Regions from separate parts of the Homo sapiens genome. Here region 1 is linked to region 2. The links are chromatin contacts, found by Hi-C or POLR2A ChIA-PET in ENCODE. All regions are on one chromosome and are shown on one strand. Each heading gives the region's core, a stretch centred on a gene start or an enhancer-like site at or near the end of the contact. The rest is flanking DNA. Distances are from core to core; before and after follow the strand shown. Region 1 overlaps LOC105376126 (a long non-coding RNA gene). Region 2 overlaps LINC02872 (long intergenic non-protein coding RNA 2872).

Region 1 (4,829 bases), core at 676-3,175, 38 kb before region 2:
TTCACTTAGAATAATAGTCTCTAATCTTATCCAGGTCATGGTGAATGCCGTTAATACATTCCATTTTATCCCATCCAGTTCTAATATTTGAAATCTGACATTGTAGATTCAAGGGGTAAAACTGTGAAACTGCAACACCTCAAGACTATTTTTCCTTCACTCTCCAAATCTCATGGCACATTCTTGGGATTAGCAGAAAGTTCTTTCTTTCCCCCGCCCCCTGCACTCCTACCCCATGGTGCTGCTTTCCCACCAACTGGGAAAGGATAACAGCACTTTAACAGATTGAATACGGAAACAGAAATGGGAATCCAGCTATCTGCTAATAAGCCAGATATTAAATTAATGAGATTTGCAAAACAGTAAGACAATGCTACCCTTCTCATTAAATATTTTTGGTTTTGGAAAATATACTTACTATTCATATAAGTATGATATTTATGACAACATGTAATATATTTATTGTTATCTTAAGTAAGTTTAAAAAATTATCAGTTTTAATTTCAAATAGAAAACATCAATAAACGCTACCTATATAAAACAGAAGCTTTTTGGGAGCCTTAATAATTTTAAGAGTGTGAAGAAGCACTGGGACTAAAAAGTCTGAGAACCATGGCCTTTCATATATCAAGGATGTGAACAGATCTTATGCTACCAAGCTTTTGTCATTCTATTAGGCAAATGGTAAGTTCCTTAGAAAAGAATTCAAACACGCTGGGCACGTGTAAGTGTTTAAATACTTTGACAAAAGCCACCATGAGGGGCTCCATCCTTAAGGTGCCACAGTCGACTGAGATTACCTCTAACAGTCCTGAGCCAGCTTGCTCTAGAAACTATAATGCATGTGCTGTTAGGGAAGAAGCCGGAGAGCTGAGGATGAGAGAAGCTGGTAGCTATGGGGCCCAGAGAAGGGAAGGAGAGCCCTGGGATTAAATTAATAAGTTTTGGGGAAATACTTGTGGGTAGGGGTCCTGGGTATCTACAAATTTCCTCCCTTTAGCATTATTCCTTGAGAGCAGAAAACCCATTTGCAGAATTCAGCTACTGCCTGCACTGTGGTTTTTGTGAAGACAGTAATTAGTAGCTTGCAGTGGATTTCATGTGAAAGTTATAGTGGCTCCAGGCTAGACCAGAGATGGATACATGTCCAAATGTTTAAGTCAATGTTTAAATGGCCGAACCATAAAACGTTTGAATTTGATTCCAATTCCTGTAAAGCAGACCCCATCTTGCAACTTCTTGGGACTATATTCTGCTTCTCTCACAGTTCGTTGACAAAACCTCTTTCCTGCCAACAGAGGTTTATTAGCACATTAGTGCTCGCCCTCACATTCCATTTTGAGAAAAACCTCACATACCCACAGCCAAAAGTCATTTTCATTCTATTTGCAGAAGCCAAAGAATAGCATCTTCATATCACTTTGATCAGAGTTACAGTCTCCATAAGAGAAGAAAAAATTGCAGCAACTCTTCAATGACACAGTTTTTCTTGGACTACTAGAGGCGCATCAGTGATAAGGGTGGAGAGATGTACAGTCCTGTTTTGGGGTCCAAATAAGTCCCTTTAACATTAATACCCAAATTTCAATGATTTATTTTTCCTTCTCCCATTGAATTGCATTGTTAAAATTACCCTCAATGATTTCAGAAGTCCTCAAAATAGGGTGTCTCTGTTATGCTAACGAAGGGGCCCAATCACCTTGGAAATGAACTTATAAGAGCCTTAGTTAGCCATCTAACTAAGTATCCTCCCGTTCTAGCACTTTAAAAATTCTACTTAGCGTTATCTGGAATTGTCTTTTTAATTTATACCAGTGTGTGTTCTGACTCACTCCTTCCATTAGAATATAACTCCTGGAGGCAGAAATTCTGTCTTGCTCATACTATTTTCCTGGCACCTAGAACAGTGCCTGGCTTTCAGTATTTGTTGAGTAAAAGAATGAAGTTACAGTGCCCCTTCTGAAAATGCTTTTTCTCCAGGAACAGTCATGCTCCTCTGATGGAGTCCACACTGAACCTCAGTTTTAATCTCTACTAACATTTGTGGTTGTATCTTTGCAAGGACAGGCTCAGAGAGAAGCATAAGGTGGGGTTTCTGCCACGGAATTGCCTGTAGTCTACTTGAGTGCTGTATTGTCAGTTAGGGTCCTGCAGGAACAGAAGATAAACCCTCATTGGGTAATTTGAAGTGAGGCTGATAAAGGGACTATCTATAAAGATATGAGCAAGGTTGAGAGGATCTAATGAAGGATGCTACTATTCCCTTCAGCTAGTAATGACAGGGAGCTGTTGTCTCCCCATAACCCCAGGAATGTGGTTCTAAGGAGAGGGCCAGCCAAGTGGACCTGGAATACTCCAGAGGAAACACGGCCAGCTTTGCCATGTGCTTCCATGACAGAGCCAGAATTATGAAGGGAAGCCAGAGAAGCCGAAAACTAACAGGGGGAGAAGGGAGAGAAGAGGGAGAAAGAGTAGAGAATAAAGACTTCTTGGACCTGCATGGTGTGAAAAGAAATGCCTTATGGTCCAGCATCTTCTGGATTCAGCGTGTGTTTGTGATTGTCTGATAAGAACATTGCAACGCTCTCAACACCGTGACAACCGTCATTCCCCAGTCGATCCTGAAAAAGTATCTGTAGATCCTTAGGTCTCTGGAGTATTTAGAGTATAGCATCTCTTAATATTAATCATCTTTACAGGAGAACCTTCAGGAGTGAGGCTAACTCATCTGTGCCACTTAATGCCGGAGTAACAAAGCCCCCATCCACTGAGGACGGAGAGAGCAGATTGTAAGGAGAGAGCAGATTGTGTGGAGAGGCAGGGGTTTCTGTCACGTAGAAAGCATCTTGTACAATGTCTGACACACAGCAAGTGACCAAAATGTGGTGAGTAATAATGATATCAGGCTCCCGACAGGTAACTTGACTCTTTTAGGTTTCTGAAGCCGGTCTAGAAGCAAGCTGAGCTGGACCTATATCAGAAGACCCCAGCAGCCCTGCCCCGAGTTGTACTCAGCGGCAGAAAATCCAGCCAAATTCACACTCAGGCAGTCTGGCTGCAGCATCTGCTCTCTAAACCTTGTGGGTGCCCCACCCGTAGCCCCTCAGTACTTGCTGTTCTTGGACACACCAGAGGCTGCTTACTGCCAGCCTTATGCTCTCTCCTCAGGGCTTTCTCTGGTTGCAGGCACAAGTAGACCAAAAGTACCAGAGAGTTAAAATCCAGGAACATCTCTCATCTAGCAGCCTAGACTTGGTGACTGAGTACTCCGAAGAGTCTCTGCTCAGCTGGGATGGCTCTCAAACTGGTTCTTCACAGTCCTTCCCCGGCTCCTAGCAGGACTGAGTCCTGGCTGCCCACAGTGTGACCCTGCTGATTAATGTACCCTGCATTGACTTTCTTCCCATCCCTGGCCCAATATCTGCTTCTTTTCTGGTCCTTCCTGGGATCACATCCTAAATCAACTGCTTGCATTCACGTTCTTGTCCCAGAGCGGGTTTGAAAGGAGACCAAGCCTAAGGCACCGCATGCTCCAATCTCCTCACCTTCAATTTCCCCCATGCTTTAATGTTTCCTTTCTCCCAGCAAACTCTTCCACCAGCAAACACTCTCTCCTGTGGGTTATTTATAACTTAGAGTGGATTTAAGCCAATGTATTCCATGTATTTCCAGAGTTTCTTCCATTTAATGGGGAGGTCAACTCAACTCAGCGAGTTTTGCCTCCATCGTCCTCCATCAGCTCTGGGGATTATTCAACAGGGCTGGCTTTCTTCTCTTTCCCGCATCACTCTTCTACTTTCGATTCCAAAGTGTTAGAGCTTTCCCTCCGCTCTCTCCAATGACCTGCTATGTTTTTATCCTTTGGAAAACAACTTTTTTTTAAAAAAGAAAGAAAGAACACACATATCATTCTTGTTCCTCTGCTGTCTCCTCTTCAGTGCTAGATTTGTCCATTGACTTTCAAGGCTTTATATATCATGTTTGGATGGGTGACCTCTAAAGCTATATCTCCACCATTAATTTCTCATCCAAATCCTGGTCTCCCATGGTCTATGGAACATTTCAACATCCATATCTCTTTGTCCCAAATAAAGTCAGTAGATGCAAACGGAATTCTTCATCTTCACTTTAAAACTGTCTTCTTTTCCTAAGCTGCCTACTAATATCAAAGAGAACACCATTCCCACAATCTTTCAGTTTCACACTGTAGTATTCATGTACATTTCCTTCCTCTCTTTTGGCGTCTTAACCCTTTACCACTTCCTAACTCTCCTCTCTAACCACAGACTCTCCCTGTTTCACACTGCCCTATAGAAAGCTGAGTTAGTTTTTCCCAAATTCTGCATTCACCGTGTCATTATGCGGCACAAAAAAATACCGGTAGTAGCTCTCAATGGACTTCGGAATAAAACCCAGGTTTCTCAAAATGTTTGTGCACTTCTCTGTCCTTTTCTTATTTCTAAAAGTTATTTTAGATCTACACAAATCTTGACTAAAAACTATTATTTTATCTTTCTCTATTTCCCTGTTCTCTTCTCCAGCCAGGCTGGTCCACCCAGTGCTCTCCAAACACCGTGGTCGCTTGCATCTGTGGGATTTTGCTGGTGATCCTTCCCTATTTATCTGAGGTAATGTATCTTGACCCTAGCCATTATGTGCTAGGCATTATGCAAAACTCTGACATTGTATATTATCTCATTTGATCCCTATGACAAGTCTGTGTGCCAAGAGCTATTATTGCCTATATTTTATAGATAAAGAAATTGAAGAACCATGAAATTAAGGCACATTGCCACATCATACAGTGGGCAAATGCTGGAACAAGGTTA
Region 2 (5,565 bases), core at 1,644-4,143:
CAAAGTTCTTATCTCAACAGGGGAGTGGTGTGCATATATAGGAAAGAGATAATGGCAGCCATACTGAGAACATGCTACCAAACTTTGAAATCTAATTTGTTAAAAATACAAAAAATGTGACATGTTCTGATTACTTTTTTTTTGAGAGAGAAAGAGTCTCACTCTGCCACGCACTCCACTCTGCTGGAGTGCGGTGGTGTGATCATAGCTCGCTACAGCCTTGATCTCCTGGGCTCAGGCAATCTTCCTGCTTCAGCCTCCTGAGTAGCTGGAACAACAGGTGTGCACCATCACAGTGGACTGATTTTTAAATTTTTTTGTAGAGACAAGGTCTCAAACTCCTGAGCTCAAACGATCCTCCTGCTTTAACCTCTCAAAATGCTGAGATTACAGGCATGAACCACCCTGCCTAGCCCTAATTACTTTCTAAGGAAAATATATTGATAAATGGGAAAAAGAACATTTCCAGCCAAACTTTTGGAAAATACTTTGTTTAATTTGTGAATGAGATTAAAAATGAATGTTATGATTTAGACAGTACAGCCAATGATGTACTTCTTCCCTTAGAGTTTACCTTTGCCCAGCAATATTTTCAGCTATGACAGACAATAAATTGAACTTAGAACCAAAGTTTCCAATGGCTGTATCAAAAAGGGTAGAGTCAATTTTTTTAAAAAAGGGGAACATATTCAATTATTTTATTCTCACTAAAATATTACTATTAAGAATAGTTTTATTGAAAGAAAAACTTTTGAGTGTTAATAAGTATTATAAAATGTTACCTAATTTATAGCCTCCCTTTTAATTTCAATTTTTGTATATAGTTTATAATGCACATAATATATCTGTACAGTTGCATTTTAGAGAGAGGCATCCAACTGTTAGGCTAAGAGCATAGATTCTGGAGCTAGATACCAGGAGTTGAATTCTGGTTCCACTGTTACCTGCTGTGTGACCTTGAACAAGTTACTGGACCTCTCTGCACCTCAGTTTTCTCAACTTCAAATTAGGGGTAATAATAGTGCCTCATCATAGATTACGAGGATTATTTAAGCTAATATAGAGTTTGTCACCATATTTAGCCATAACAACTACTGTTTAGCAACATCTTTTAAAACAAAAATATGCAGATCGTTTGACCTAACAATTCCATGTCTAGATGTGTACTATAGGAAAATACTCATGTGCCTGAGGAACTTTGTGCAAGAATGTCTATCGAAATATCATTTTTAATAGGAAAAATATTGGAAACCATCTAAATATATAGGGAAAATGTTTAATAAATTGTGGCATATAGAAGGGATGGAATATTTCACAGTAGTCAGGTAAATTTACACGTACTGATACAGAAACATCACCAGGATATTAAGTTAAAAATCAAGTTGTGGAATAATGTGTACAACATGATTCTATGTATGTAAAAGACGATCTTGACATTATATATTTCTATATTCATAGTTGTATCTACATATGAATATTTGTATCTACATATATATTTGAATGTAAATATAAATATGTGTACATATGCATTAAAAGGGTCTGGAAGGATATGCCACCGATATGGTTTAGATTTGTGTCCTCACCTGAATCTCAGGTTGAATTGTAATCCCCAATGTTGGAGGAGGGGCTGGCTGGGAGGTGATGGGATCATGGGGGTGGATTTCCCCCTTGCAGTTCTCATGATAGTGAGTTCTCTTGAGATCTGGTTGTTTCAAAGTGTGTAGCACCTCCCCCTTCTCTCTCTTCCCCTTCTCCTGGCCATGTAACACATGCCTGCTTCTCCTTCACCTTCCACCATGATTGTAAGTTTCCTGAGGCCTCCCCAGCTATGCTTCCTGTACGGCCTGCAGAACCATGAGCCAATTAAATCTCTTTTCTTTATAAATTACCCAATCTCAGATAGTTCTCTATAGCAATGCAAGAATGAATTAACACAGTCATCCTTAGTTTACAGGAGAGTCAGTCCAACATGACCGTGGGTTTTTCTATATTTCATTAATATTTGATAAGGATGCCCCTATATAATGATTATGTAATTAAAGATATGTTTGTCATATCTTTCAAAAAGAGTGAGTGTCACTTCTCCAGATTGTGAAAGGGAGTCACCAAGCTTGACAATTAATTACATAATTGTAGTTACAATGGAGAAAACAGGCAAGTGGGCTTTTTGTTGTTCTTTCTCAAAAACTGTTCATTTCACTCATAACTTCAATGCAGTAAGAATATTTTTTTCTTTTTTTTCAACTAGCAAAAGATGGAAAGAGATTTTTTGAAAACATTTACTATAGTTAATGGCAAAAGCAGAAAATCTAAGAACTTGTGCATGTGGTTCCTTTCAAAACTCGCCATGATAATAGTTCATTCAATTAAAAAAAACACTTTAACAATCACTTCCATGGAAGAGAGGTTCCTTTTGCCACTATCAGTTTTTTACTCTTATTTGGTTGAGACAAAAAAAGTGGGGAGACAGGTATTATGGCAGATTATTAAATCTGTATCATATGTTATTCCTAAGTGAGAATCACTTTTCCAAAGTCCTGGGTGTAATCATCTCTTGAAATACAGCTTCACTACATGCCTCGAAGTCACTGGCAGTTCTCCAAAGAGACTAAACAGAACTTCAAATATTATTTTAGGACACTGAGGGAAAAGGAGAGAAGTGAGATTGATTTCATTTTAAATGACTGGAGCCGAGCTTTGCAAGGTCCAGTCTTCTCTGCCTTATTCCTGGGGCTTTTGTATGCCAATTAGGGAGTATAACCTGGATTCAGAAGTTGGGCTAAACCAAGGCCTCATTGTAACAGAGATGGGGAGGAGACACGCTCCCTTCACAGCTGTCCTTGTGTGTCAGCCCAAGTAACAGATGGGAACAGCTGTGCCCCAGCCACATGTGCCCTCGTGAGAAAGCCAGCGCAGATCAGTGACTCCTTGTGATTTCAGAAAAGCAACTTGATCCTCTTATGGAAAGTGATGGTGTTTGTGGTTGTTTCATAGGGTCAGGAAAAGCCTAAGGAGAGACCCCCAGCCTCAAACTCTGTCCTTCAATAGGGGCCGAGCAACCCCAACAAAAATCAAAACCAAATTCCTGAACCAGAGAAGGAAGCACTTCCAATGTGACAGGTGCTCAGGGCTGGGCTTGTGAAGTTTTGCTTTGGGTGCCTGGAAGATGAGAAGAAAACAGAACTCACTTTTCTGTCTGGTTCTGTAGGAAACCACACACACAGAACCAGACACCTAGGAGTGGGCGGATAGTGATCATGCAAGGGCACCCTGTGTGATGAGCAGAAAGCAGTCGGGTGGGGTGTCCTGCAGGGAGGGAGGCAGGCTTCAAGCCCCCAGCAGCTCAGGCCACCAAGAAAAAGGATCCATAACAAAATGCTTTCATCCTCACCAGTGTCCCTGGTGATTCAGGGGCTCTTCCTCCTCGTGGAGATCATGGAAGGCATCTAACATGCCTGAGATGAAAGAGTATCCCTGCTAATATTAAGTTCCTTAATATTATTGACTTAATAATAAGCCAAGTTAATTGAAACATTGGATAGGTTTACCTCATCCAAACATAAAGGGACCACTATGATAAAGCCCTGGGATTGGACATTAAGGATTATTTCTGTGCTTTGTAGGTTTGTTTTTATTTATCTGGGGGTTTTATTAGGCCTACAGTCCAGACTCCCTCCCATCCCTCACTTCTCCTCTGGGCAGCCACTTTTTGTTACCTGTCCTTTGAAGTTTCTTAATGCATATCCAAACAGACACATATAGATCATTGCCTGTCCTTTTATTTATTATATGGTAGCAGGTTATAGAGAGGGTTTCATTTTTTTACGGTTTTCTAACTTTCCATTGTATGACGTATAATAATTAATTTAATCAGCATCTTATTGATGGACATTAAGTTTTTTCTAGTGTTCTTTGTGATTACCAACAATGCAGCCAGGAGTAACACTCCACGTATGTCATTTCACTCATATGCAGGTTTCCTATATGATAAATTTCTAAAAGTAGAATTGCAGGGCCAAATGGCATGTGGATTTTAGTGATTCAACCAAATTGTTCTAGATGCCCACAAGCAATCTATGAGAATTTTCCACATTCTCATAGCGTATATTCACACTTTGAGTTTTGCCATTCTGACAGGTGAAAAGCAGTGTCTCAGTGTAATTTCAATTTTGATTTTTCTTATATGAGTGAGGCTGAACATATTTTTATATGGGTAAGAGTTATCTACATTTCCTTTTCCGTAAACTCTTCATATCCTTTGCCCATTTTTTCTGAGTTGTTGGTCTTTCCCTCTGAATCTAGTAATTTTTAAAAACTGGTTATTGTATTTTTCAGTTTTAAAATTTCCATTTGGTTCTTCCTTACATTTTCTATTTCTCTGCTGTGACTTTCCACTTTGTCATTTGTTTCGAGCATTCATACTTGCTTTAAAATCAGGGCATTTGTATAATAGCTGCTTTATGATTCTTGCTGGATAGTTTCAACATCTGTGTAATCTCAATGCTTACAATTGCCTTTTCTCTTTCAAGTTGAGATTTTTATGGTTTTCAGTGTGATGAGATTTTGGATTGCATCCTAGACATTTTCAGTAGTATGTTATATTATTCTGGTTCCCATTTCAGTCTTTGATTTTAGCAGGCACTTGACCTGTTTAAGTTCAGAATGCTTGTTCCGGTTCACTTTGTGAGCTGTGGCTCAAAAGTCATTTCATTTTCAAAGCCTTTACAGTGCTATTTCAATCTGCCCCACTTGGGTGCTACCCTGATGCCAATCTGAAACCCGGGCAGTGTTTCAGACCAGTGTTCAGTTTTTCTGACCCTTGAATCTTTTTGCTGTGTTGTTTCTTGTCTGTTTTGTGCATGGGGCACTCAGAGTTCTAACCAGGATTTCATACACAAATTTAGAAAATTGCTTTCTCCAGTTCTCTCCCCCACATAGTCCTCCCCCAGCCTCTAGTTAGGAGTGGGAAGGGTATGGTCACATTACTGCAGGAGGAGGAATAAATGAGTGGGCTTCATCCACAATGTCCCCCCAGCAGCACATGGTGGCAGGGGAAGGGGTTAGCCAGCACAAAAGGGCAGATGTGGTCAAAATGTTTTTGCTCTGCTGGAAACACTGGTCATTTGGCTAAAAAGAGTTTTCTTGGGGTTTTTAAATTTGTACCCATCTGTGTTTCCGGGTGGTAGGCATTGCTAGAGCCCACACTGCCATACACGGGAGAAAAAAATTAATGAACAAAAGAAAACAAACACATAAACAACACCCAAGGCACTCCCTGCTACATGATGCCTTGAGTATGGAGGAAATCGCCAGTTTTTATTTCTTTTTCCAACTTCGGAGTCTTCTGTGGGTTGCTTTATAAATTTTGTCCAGAGCTTTTTGTTATTGTTAGTAGGAAGAATAGGGCGGAACATGCTTAGTCCATTTAGTCTAGAAACTAAGTTGTGGAGATCTACTCACTTTTTATGAAACTGTCCCCCAGAATATACTCTGTACCTGCCCCACCTTCCTGCTCCCTGAAAACCCCAGTAGGTCGTTTCTCCACGCCTGGGTCTGGATCATGGC

The links. Hi-C counts contacts between places; a loop is a spot of excess contacts on that map. ChIA-PET counts read pairs that join two places held with the same protein, here RNA polymerase II (POLR2A). Pooled maps may share reads with other maps.
Region 1: a loop to region 2 is called in a map of aorta, with 5 times the contacts of the local background. The contact joins two enhancer-like sites. A Hi-C loop is called at or near these places in 3 of 168 maps with a recorded cell type or tissue (aorta and transverse colon) and 2 of 50 pooled maps. POLR2A ChIA-PET finds 5 or more read pairs at or near these places in 2 of 52 experiments (GM12878 and HEK293).

Annotation. Positions count from the first base shown.
Region 1 is chr9:87,195,992-87,200,820 of GRCh38, reverse strand. LOC105376126 (a long non-coding RNA gene) reads left to right here. Exons shown (of 15, transcript XR_007061642.1): 13 at 2,700-2,885; 14 at 4,542-4,628; 15 at 4,755-4,829. Among named protein-coding and RNA genes, the nearest start is that of LINC02872, 50 kb to the right of the region's middle. RefSeq lists an enhancer at 460-961. Within about 2 kb of position 1,925, at least 5 of the 41 ENCODE cell types and tissues checked have a DNase peak (open chromatin) inside an H3K27ac peak, as active enhancers do.
Region 2 is chr9:87,157,924-87,163,488 of GRCh38, reverse strand. LINC02872 (long intergenic non-protein coding RNA 2872) reads right to left here. Exons shown (of 2, transcript NR_161226.1): 2 at 3,763-5,565. Among named protein-coding and RNA genes, the nearest start is that of LINC02872, 12 kb to the right of the region's middle. Within about 2 kb of position 2,893, at least 5 of the 41 ENCODE cell types and tissues checked have a DNase peak (open chromatin) inside an H3K27ac peak, as active enhancers do.